Linked DNA regions of Mus musculus: region 1 is linked to region 2. The links are chromatin loops, found by intact Hi-C in ENCODE. Cell type or tissue: gastrocnemius. All regions are shown on one strand. Links, peaks and the distances in the headings refer to the core of each region. The heading gives the core; the rest is flanking DNA.

The links. Peaks named below come from ENCODE experiments on the same cell type or tissue, not always from the same donor. Only the 100,000 strongest peaks of a DNase experiment are listed, where the experiment ranks them.
Region 1: it touches region 2 in a loop (2.8-fold over the local background); 13 of 42 quality-filtered maps call a loop at or near these places.

What each region holds. Positions count from the first base shown.
Region 1 is chr9:44,580,548-44,584,936 of GRCm38, reverse strand. No RefSeq gene overlaps it. Among named protein-coding and RNA genes, the nearest start is that of Ddx6, 22 kb to the left of the region's middle. In gastrocnemius, for the core only: no CTCF peak of the experiment used is centred there; no DNase peak of the experiment used is centred there.
Region 2 is chr9:44,521,739-44,526,127 of GRCm38, reverse strand. All of the region lies in intron 1 of Cxcr5 (chemokine (C-X-C motif) receptor 5), which reads left to right. Among named protein-coding and RNA genes, the nearest start is that of Cxcr5, 2.5 kb to the left of the region's middle. In gastrocnemius, for the core only: no CTCF peak of the experiment used is centred there; a DNase peak (open chromatin) is centred at 2,062.

The DNA.
Region 1 (4,389 bases), core at 93-4,092, 59 kb before region 2:
ACTTTGAATGTATTCAGAGGATTGTATTAAAAATATTTCTAGAATAAGAACTCTGTGTAGACAGAGCTGCTTTTTTTGTTTTGTTTTGTTATGGTTTGGTTTGGTTTGGTTTTTTTCTGAGACAGGGTTTCTCTGTGTAGCCCTGGCTGTCCTGGAACTCACTTCTGTAGACCAGGCTGTCCTCGAACTCAGAAATCCACCTGCCTCTGCCTCCCAAGTGCTGGGACTAAAGGCGTGCGCCACCACTGCCCGGCCAAAGCTGCTTTCTTGACCTGGCCAAGCCTCCAGGACATGTTCTCATCGGTAGCTGGGGTCTATTCCCTGTATGTACTCCTGAAGGAATCTTTGGTAAAGGAATTAGAATATTCTAATAGACCAGGCAGCAGCAAGGTTCAATAGCCTATGGCTATGACCCATAAATAATGATTACAGAGGGGTCTGGCCCAACGAGTTACAGTTTTATACTTGAGGTAGTGTGATGCAAAGATGCCAATTATCGTCCTCCCCCAGAGAGGATTAGTAACTGGGGGAAGAACTGGGTGTAGAACTGGGTATGTGGCTCATATCTGCAATCCCAGCATCTTCAGAAGATCGTGCAGGATTGTCATGAATTCAAGGGCAGCTTGTGGTACAGAGTCTCTCAAAATTAAAGGAGAAACGCACGCACGCACGCACGCACACGCGCAGGAGGAGAGAGTTTGTCCTAAGTAAGCTCTACCCAAGTACAAAGAGAAGTGGGAGTGGATCAGGAGTATGGCAGGGAAAGACATGAAAATCTCACACAAAGTCTTTATTAGTGGGGGCCGGAGAGAGGGCACAGAGGTCCGGAGTAGAAACTGCTCTTGCTGAGGAGGACTCCAGTTTGGTTCCCAGCACCCAGATCAAGTGATTACAACCCCTTGTAGTTCTAGCTTCTGGGGATCTGATGCCCTCTTCTGGTCTCTCTGGGCAACTGCACTCACATGTACATATCCACACACATACATATAATTAAAAGTGAAAAAAGAAAATCTTCAAAAGTGGGTTTTGGAGATGACTCGGTGGGAGGTGGGAGATAACTTACTGTAAAAGCCTGAGGACTCAAGTTCAGATCCTCAGCATCCATGGAAATGTTGGTCTACTTAGAATCCCAGTGCTTAGGAAACGGGTAGGATCCTTGGAACAAGCAGCTGTGCTAAACTAGTCAAATCCTCAAGTTCTGTGTTCAGCAGAGAGTCTCTGCCTCAGTATATAAGGTGGGAATGATCTGGAAGCTACTGGACTTCAATGTCTGGCCTCCACACACGTGTGTTCCTATACACATTCACACACATGTAAACATGTATGGATGCACACGTATGTATGCCCCATCAAAATGTTTAGAAGTTGTGGTTGTTTGAATAAAAATGGCCCTCATAAACCTTTAATCCCAGCACTTGGGAGGCAGAGGCAGGGGGATTTCTGAGTTCGAGGTCTGCCTGGTCTACAGAATGAGTTCTAGGATAGCCAGGGCTACATAGAGAAACCCTGTCTGGAAAAAGAAAAAAAAAAAAGGCCCCCATAGGTCCATAGGGAGTGGCTCTTTCAGGACACGTGGCCCTGTTGGAGTAGGTGTAGCTTTGCTGGAGGAAGTGTGTCCCAAGCAGGTGGCTTTGATGTCTCAGAAGCTCAAAGCAGGCCTAGTGGCTTACAGTCTTCCAGCTGCCTGCTGATCCAGATGTCGGACTCTTGGCTACCTCTCCAGCACCATGTCTGCCTCTTTGCCACCAAGCTTCCCACTAGAGTGATAATGGACTAAGCCGCTGAACCCTGCAAGCCAGCCCTAATTAAGGGCTTTCCTTTCTAAGAGTTGCCATGGTCATAGGGTCTCTTTCCCAGCGATAGAAAAGCCAAGACAGAAGTGTAGAATTCTGGGACATTTGATATAGACATAAGTTGTTTAACAAATTTATCCCGTGTCATGGTTACTATTATCTATTTTTAAAGTTTTATATGTCTGTCTCTCTTTCTTTCTTTCTTTTTCTTTTTCTTTTTCTTTTTCTTTTTCTTTTCTTTCTTTCTTTTCTTTTTTTTTTTTTTTTTTTTTTTTTTTTTGAGACAGGGACTTCATGTAGTCCTGGCTGGCTGGAACTCACTATGACTGGCCTTGAACTCCCAGAGACCTGCCTGCCTCTGCTTCTTGAGTGCTGGGATCAAAGGTGTGTGCCACCATGGCAGCCATTGCTGGTATTTTCGTGTTAAGCTCGCTTGACCTAAAAATATACTCACACTGCTCGTGGCTCGTGTAAGATGTAACCACGCCCCTCGCCGTAAAGTCAATCATCTCTTCGGTTCTCCTTTGCGATTTCCTCTTTAGTAGGGTGTGTGTTGGAAGAACCGCAGCATGACTGACCAGCAGGTGCCTGGCTTTCCTGTTGACAGCGACTATCCCAGCAACACGTCACACTTTCCCCATCAGCAACTGTCAATAGAGACACCTGTTGCTTCAGTGGATTCCAGGGATTCTGTTGAGAGCAGCGGTTCTCAACCCGTGGGTCGTGACCCTTCCACAGGGGCCACGTATCAGATATCCTGCATATCAGATATTTACATTATGATTCAGAAGGGTAACACAATTACAGTTACATAAAACTGTAATTACAAAATTACAGTTATGAAGGCACAACAAAAATAATGTCATAGGTGAGGGTGGCTACAACATGAGGAACTGCATATAAAAGGGTCTCAGTATTAGGAAGGTTGAGAACCACCGGTCTAGAGTCACATCTACGCCCCAGCCCCATTATGGTGTAAGATGAAATCCTTCCCCAAGTTAGAAAGTTAGGAGGGAAGGAGAGAGTGAAGGAAAGACAGAAGATTGTTCACACGCGAACTTTCCAGCTTTCAGTTGCTCTTCAGTAATCTATTTCCTTCACTGAGCTTCATGATAGCAGAATCCAATGAGTAGCCCTCTTGGTACATTTACATGCCCTATGCTACTTAGATACCAAGGGACAAAAATTACTTTTACACAGCAATCTAATAAGGAAAACATAAAATCCCTGGAAACCCTTAAGTAACCCTAATGTCACCGATCAATCAACATGAGCCCATAAACTAACTTGGGCTTTTGGAAGCACTAGTCTCTGCTGCGAGAGTTTGCTTTGCACACTCAGTGTGGAGCTGGAGGCAAGTAATCACACAGCTATCCACACTTTCAAAGGTGCAGCCGGCCCAGGAGTGGGCGATGAGCAGACAGAGTCAGGGAGAAGAGCATGGAAGAGCTGTAAAGGGTCACACAGCTGTGCCTGTGGGCAAAGCTGGGGGTGGGATCCTGCAGCTCAATTAGAGGAAATTAGTTGTGTTTGTTTCTGTTTCTATGACAACCAAAGTACCTTAGAAACAGGAAATAGGCCAGGTGGGGGAAATAAAGAGAAACACAAATCCTCACATTACAACACCCTTAATGGGCCTTAAGACAGCCGATTGTAGACTTTCCTAGTTAATGGTTATAGAAGCCACTGGTTTTATGCACATACTTAATCCCAGCATTTGGGTGGCAGAGGCAGAAGGATTAACGACAGTATCTTCAGCTACAAAGCAAATTGGAGCCCAGCCTAAGCTATATGAGACTCAGTCTCAAGAAGAAGGTGGGGAAAAAAAGAACAAGAAGAGATGGAGGTGGCAGTTGGGTCACCAAAATGAATCAGTGTACTATGGCACTTTCGGCCAAACCTGACAACTTGAGTTTGATTCCCCAGGACCCACATGGTGGAAGGAGAGAAATGAGTTCTGCACGTTGTCTTTGACCTCCATGTGCAAGCCTTGGTATCAGAGCGTGGGTGCACGCACACACACAACGAATAAGTGTAAAGCATTTGTATTTAGTGATTTAGATATTTTCCTCTGCAATCTTAGATTTATTTTATTTTGTGTAAATGAGTATTTGCCTATATATACAGAGGTTCACCACGTGTGTGTCTGGTGCCTGCAGAAGCTAGAAAGAGTGTCAAATTCCCTGGAACTGGAGTTATGAATGGTTGTGAACCACATGTAGGTGCTGGGAACCAAACCTGGGTCCTTTGTAAGAGCAACAAGTGCCCTAACCAGAGCCATCATCTCTCATGATTGGTACACCTATTTTTAGAAGATTTGTTGTTATCTTTAATCATGTGCATGTGTGTATGCTGGGCGGTATCAGCTCCTCATGGACCTGAATTACAGACAGTTGGGAATCGCCACCCGCATATGGGTGCTGGGAACTAAATCTGGGTCCCCTGGAAGAGCAGTGTGTGCCTTCAACCACTATAGTGAGCATGAAGGTAGGTGCGTGTAGTTAGTATAACAAAAGTTATATTTTATTATGCTGAGGGTTCACACTCTGAACTCCTAACTAATGGTTTGAAGCCTATCTCCCCAAGGCTACTCACC
Region 2 (4,389 bases), core at 188-4,187:
CAGGATCAGGTTTGGCATCTCCTGCTGTGTGACTGAGGACCCAGCTCTGCCTCTTGCTTCTTTAACAGAGAAGTTTATCTTGTCTCCCTGAGTTAGAATGGCAAAGTCATTTGGAAGGGGTATTTTTGTTTGCTGCTTTTTTTTTTTTTTTTTTTTGAGACTGAGCTTCTCTGTGAAGCAAGCATTGGCTGTCCTGGAACTCTGTAGACCAGGTTCAAACTCACCTACTACCTGCCAAGTACTGAGATTAAACGTGTGCGCTGCCGCTGCTGCTGCCGCCGCTGCCACCACCACCACCTGGCTGGAAGTTTTCTTCATGTCAGTTTGCTGGCAGTGCTAGTCAATCAGGCAGTGTGGAGTTGTTGGCTGGGAGAGGAGGGGTGGGCAGAGTACTCAGTTGGTAGAGTGCTTGCCGAGTGTGCATGCTGCTAGGCTCATCCTCAGCTTGCACAGAGTGTGGTGGTACACACCTATAATCCCGGCATGAGAAAGGTGGAAGCAAAAGACTCAGGGGCGGGAGCCTAGAACACATTGAGACCTTGTCTCCAAAAGAAGGTATATATAATTGTTCATCTTGCTGAATGACTTGATCATTAAGGCACAATACAACATCCATCTGTGTTGGGTGGAGAGACTGAGAACATAATCTTTGCCCTCAAGTCACTGATGGTCCAGACAAGGTGGAGCTAATCCCTGGCTGGAAGGCTTTAGACAGTGATTTTGTATAGATGAAGAAAGCATGAGGCCAGACGTGGCAAGGAAGAGGACCCCAGGGGTCAAAGTCATGCAGCTGTATTGCTCCTAAAAACACCTTGGAGCATGTCGCTTTGCCCTGGGAGGGACTGTCATCTCTAGAGATACAGTATCTTGGAAGAGCTTCTTAGGTGGGAGCTTAAGAAAGAAACAAGCAAAGAAAGGAAGCAGTGCCTGGCACCCTCTCCGCCCCCTGCCTGAGTGTCTTCCAGTTAAGCATAGGAGTTCACTTGACTTGGCTGCTATTGGACTACCAAAGGATATTGTTAGGAGCAGTTCAAGTGGGAAAACCCAGGGCTGTGGGGCTGTGGGTTATGGGCATCAGTAGACTTAGAACCTTCATCATGGCCTTATTCTCTATGAACTCCAAACCCAGAGTCCTATCAGCTCTCCTGCCCTAATCACACCTTGAGGTGTTTCCCCCCGACTCTCCCAGCTCGCCAGGATCTGTGGTCTGCTTTATCATTCTTCCCACTATGTCGCTGGGCTTGCTGAACCTGCTCAGCTGGCATCACTTGGGCACTCATGGGGATTCTGCAAATAAAAGGACCTCAGGCTTGGCTCAATGCTTTCTGTTGTCTTGAAAAAATTTGGGGGGTGGGGTTGTTTGTTGGCTTGTTTGTTTGAAACAGAGTCTCTGTGTAGCCTAAATCTGCTTCAAACTCATAGTCCTCTTGCCTGAGTCCTTTGAAAACCTAACTGTTCTACAGGGGAGTGTGCTCCCACGCTTGCTTGCCCTCATCCCCACTGCCAGCTGCCCCTGATATGGTTAGGTGGTATCTTCTGCCCTCAAGCTGACCATCAGCCCTGACCCACTTGGATGCCTTTGTAACCACCTGGAGACCTGGCCGTTCCTGGCTTCTGAGAAACCTCAAGAGTTTCCCCTAACTGCACGCCTCACATCACAGTGTGACCTACTAGAGACAGGTGGTAGTGGGGGCCAGAGGGACAGCAGGACGTGCTCATGACATGAAGCAAACCTACATTCCAAGGAGAGAAGCAAAGAAACTTCTTTCATGACACATATCAAACCCAAGGCCCTGAGCTATGTGCCCAGACATCTAGCTAGGAGTCCAGGGGTTCTAAGACAACCCTGTCCCTGGAGTCCTTCAATCAGACACGTTCTTCCTTCACCCACCACCCACTCTCTTCAAGGGTGGTTGTCACTCTGAAACACAGATCCTCCTCTTTGGCCCCACTCACCTTCTAAAAGGCCATGACCGGCCTTGGCATACTGCCCTATTCTGTCATAGCATGCATGTCCTGGAAAGACAGAACTGGCAGAAAAGTTTAGCATTAGTGGCTTCTCCATAAAACAATGGGTTTCTGTTTTGCTCTGTCTGTCTGTCATACTGGACAAGACAGTATGACAAGGCCTCCTGCATCCCCAGCTCTCCCAAGGAGCACTTCCTGCCCTGTGACAGACACTTGGAAGGACTGCAGGCTTGGCTCAATGCTTTCTGTTGCTGTTTTGAAAAAATTTGGGTGGGCGGGCGTGTTTGTTGGCTTGTTTATCTGAAACAAGAGTCTCTATGTAGCTAAATCTGCTTCAAACTCATAGTCGTCTTGCCTGAGTCTTTTGGGTACTGGCATTATAAATCTCTGAGGTCTTAGCTTGACATTTTTCTTAGGCGTCTGCTGAGCTTCTCGCATTGACTTTATTTTCTGCTCCTCACTCCCTGTCTTTGACCCAGCTGATTACTGGCCCACTTCTCCAGATCAGTAGGTTCAACACTCCCAACTCTGAGTTCTGAAACAACAGTCTTGATAAGTCAACCATCCCTTGTCTTAATTTTAATTTTCTTTTTACATTTGTTTATTTATAGTCAACAGAGGATAACTTGTAGGATTCAGTTCTTTCTTTCCAGCATGCGTGTTCTAGGGACTTAACTCAGCTTTTTAGGCTTGATGGCAGGTGCCCCATTAAGTGTCTCACCAACTACTCTTTTTATTATTTTTAATGACAACTGATTTTGAGACAGGATTTTTTTCCCCTTTGCCTTTTTGAGACAGGGTTTCTCTGTGTAGCCTTGCCAATCTTGGAACTTACTCTGTAGACCATGTCGATCAGGCTGGCCTAAAACTTAGAGATCCAGGTTGGAGAGATGACTCAGTGGTTAAGAGAACTGACAGCTCTTCCTAAGGTCCTGAGTTCGAATCCAGTTAACCACATGGTGGCTCACAACCATCCGTAATGAGATCTGACACCCTCTTCTGGTGTGTCTGAAGACAGCTACAGTATACTTAGATATAATAATGATACATAAATCTTTTAAAAAACAAGAAACAAAAAACTTAGAGATTCGCCTGCCTCTACCTCCTTATTGCTGGGGTTAAAGGTACGCACCACCACTGCCATCTGAGACAGGATTTTTCTAAGTAGTTCTTCCTGTCCAGAAACTTGCTATGTAGATTAAGCTGGCCCTGAACTCAGAGATCTGTCTGCCTCTGATTTTCAAGTGCTGAGATTAAAGGTACGCTCCACTACACCCTGTCCATGTAGACCAGGCTGGCCTCGAAGTCAGAAATCCGCCTGCCTCTGCCTCCCAAGTGCTGGGATTAAAGGCGTGTGCCACCACTGCCCAGCTATCAGCGAATTTTTAATTGTTGTTGTTGTTATTATTATTATTATTATTATTTATTATTATTATTTTGTGTGTGTGTGTGTGTGTGTGTGTGTGTGTGTGTGTGCCATCTGAGTGGAGGTCAGAGAGCAACGTTTGAGAATTCCTTCTCTCCTTCTTCCATGGGTTCCAGGGAGCAAGCTCATCATTTGTCAGTTGTCAGGCATGTATAGAGAGCACCTTTTCCCATCGAGGCTCTTTTGTCCCTTGAACTCAAAGATCACCTTTGATCTCCCACACACTTGCTGGCCATGGGCAGCTACTAAACTTCTTGATGGCTAAGAGCCAGGAGAAGAACCCTAGCACCTAGAGTAGGCATGGCCAGAGGTCACCCCACTCTGGCGAGGTGGGCCCTGGTGGCCCTGGAGGAGATCCTGTCCAGGAGAACCACCATGAGTTCTTTCCTGTCACTCCTCAAATCAGAGGTCCGTGGTGGGGCTTGTCTGGAACCCACACAGACTAGTTCTGAAATAAAGTTCTAGGCGTCAGGAGGGGAGGCTGCCATAGAACAGGGTGAAGCTGGTCTAAGTCTCGCTTCCCTGACCTTTCCTCATAGACGATCACCAGGAGCCATGAACTCATTGTGACCAGAGCATCACAGGTCACAGTCTGTCCACACACAAGTGTCTCAGTTCAGCAAGGGAGTTAAAAAGAGGAACCAAAACTCGCTCAAGCTGTTTCTGGGCTTTACCTGAGTGGAGGGGAGGGTCCCCCCGTTCTAACCACGTGAAAAGTCCCACAGAAGCCCCGTTAGAGGAAGCCTCAACCGAGGGTAACTGGAGGGATCAGAAATGAGGGGAAACCTGAAACCAGCCTTCGAGGGGTTGCATTAGGGAGAATATAGGTTCTATTACTCAGATATCACAGACCGCATTAGGAACATATCTCTTTATAAGAGACACGGTCTGCCTGTTCTTATTCCTTTGGGGGACACATAAAAAGCAACAGGTATTTGGGATGCGAAGTCAGAATACAGGAATGAGTTTCTTTTGGGAATGAAAGACAAAGTATT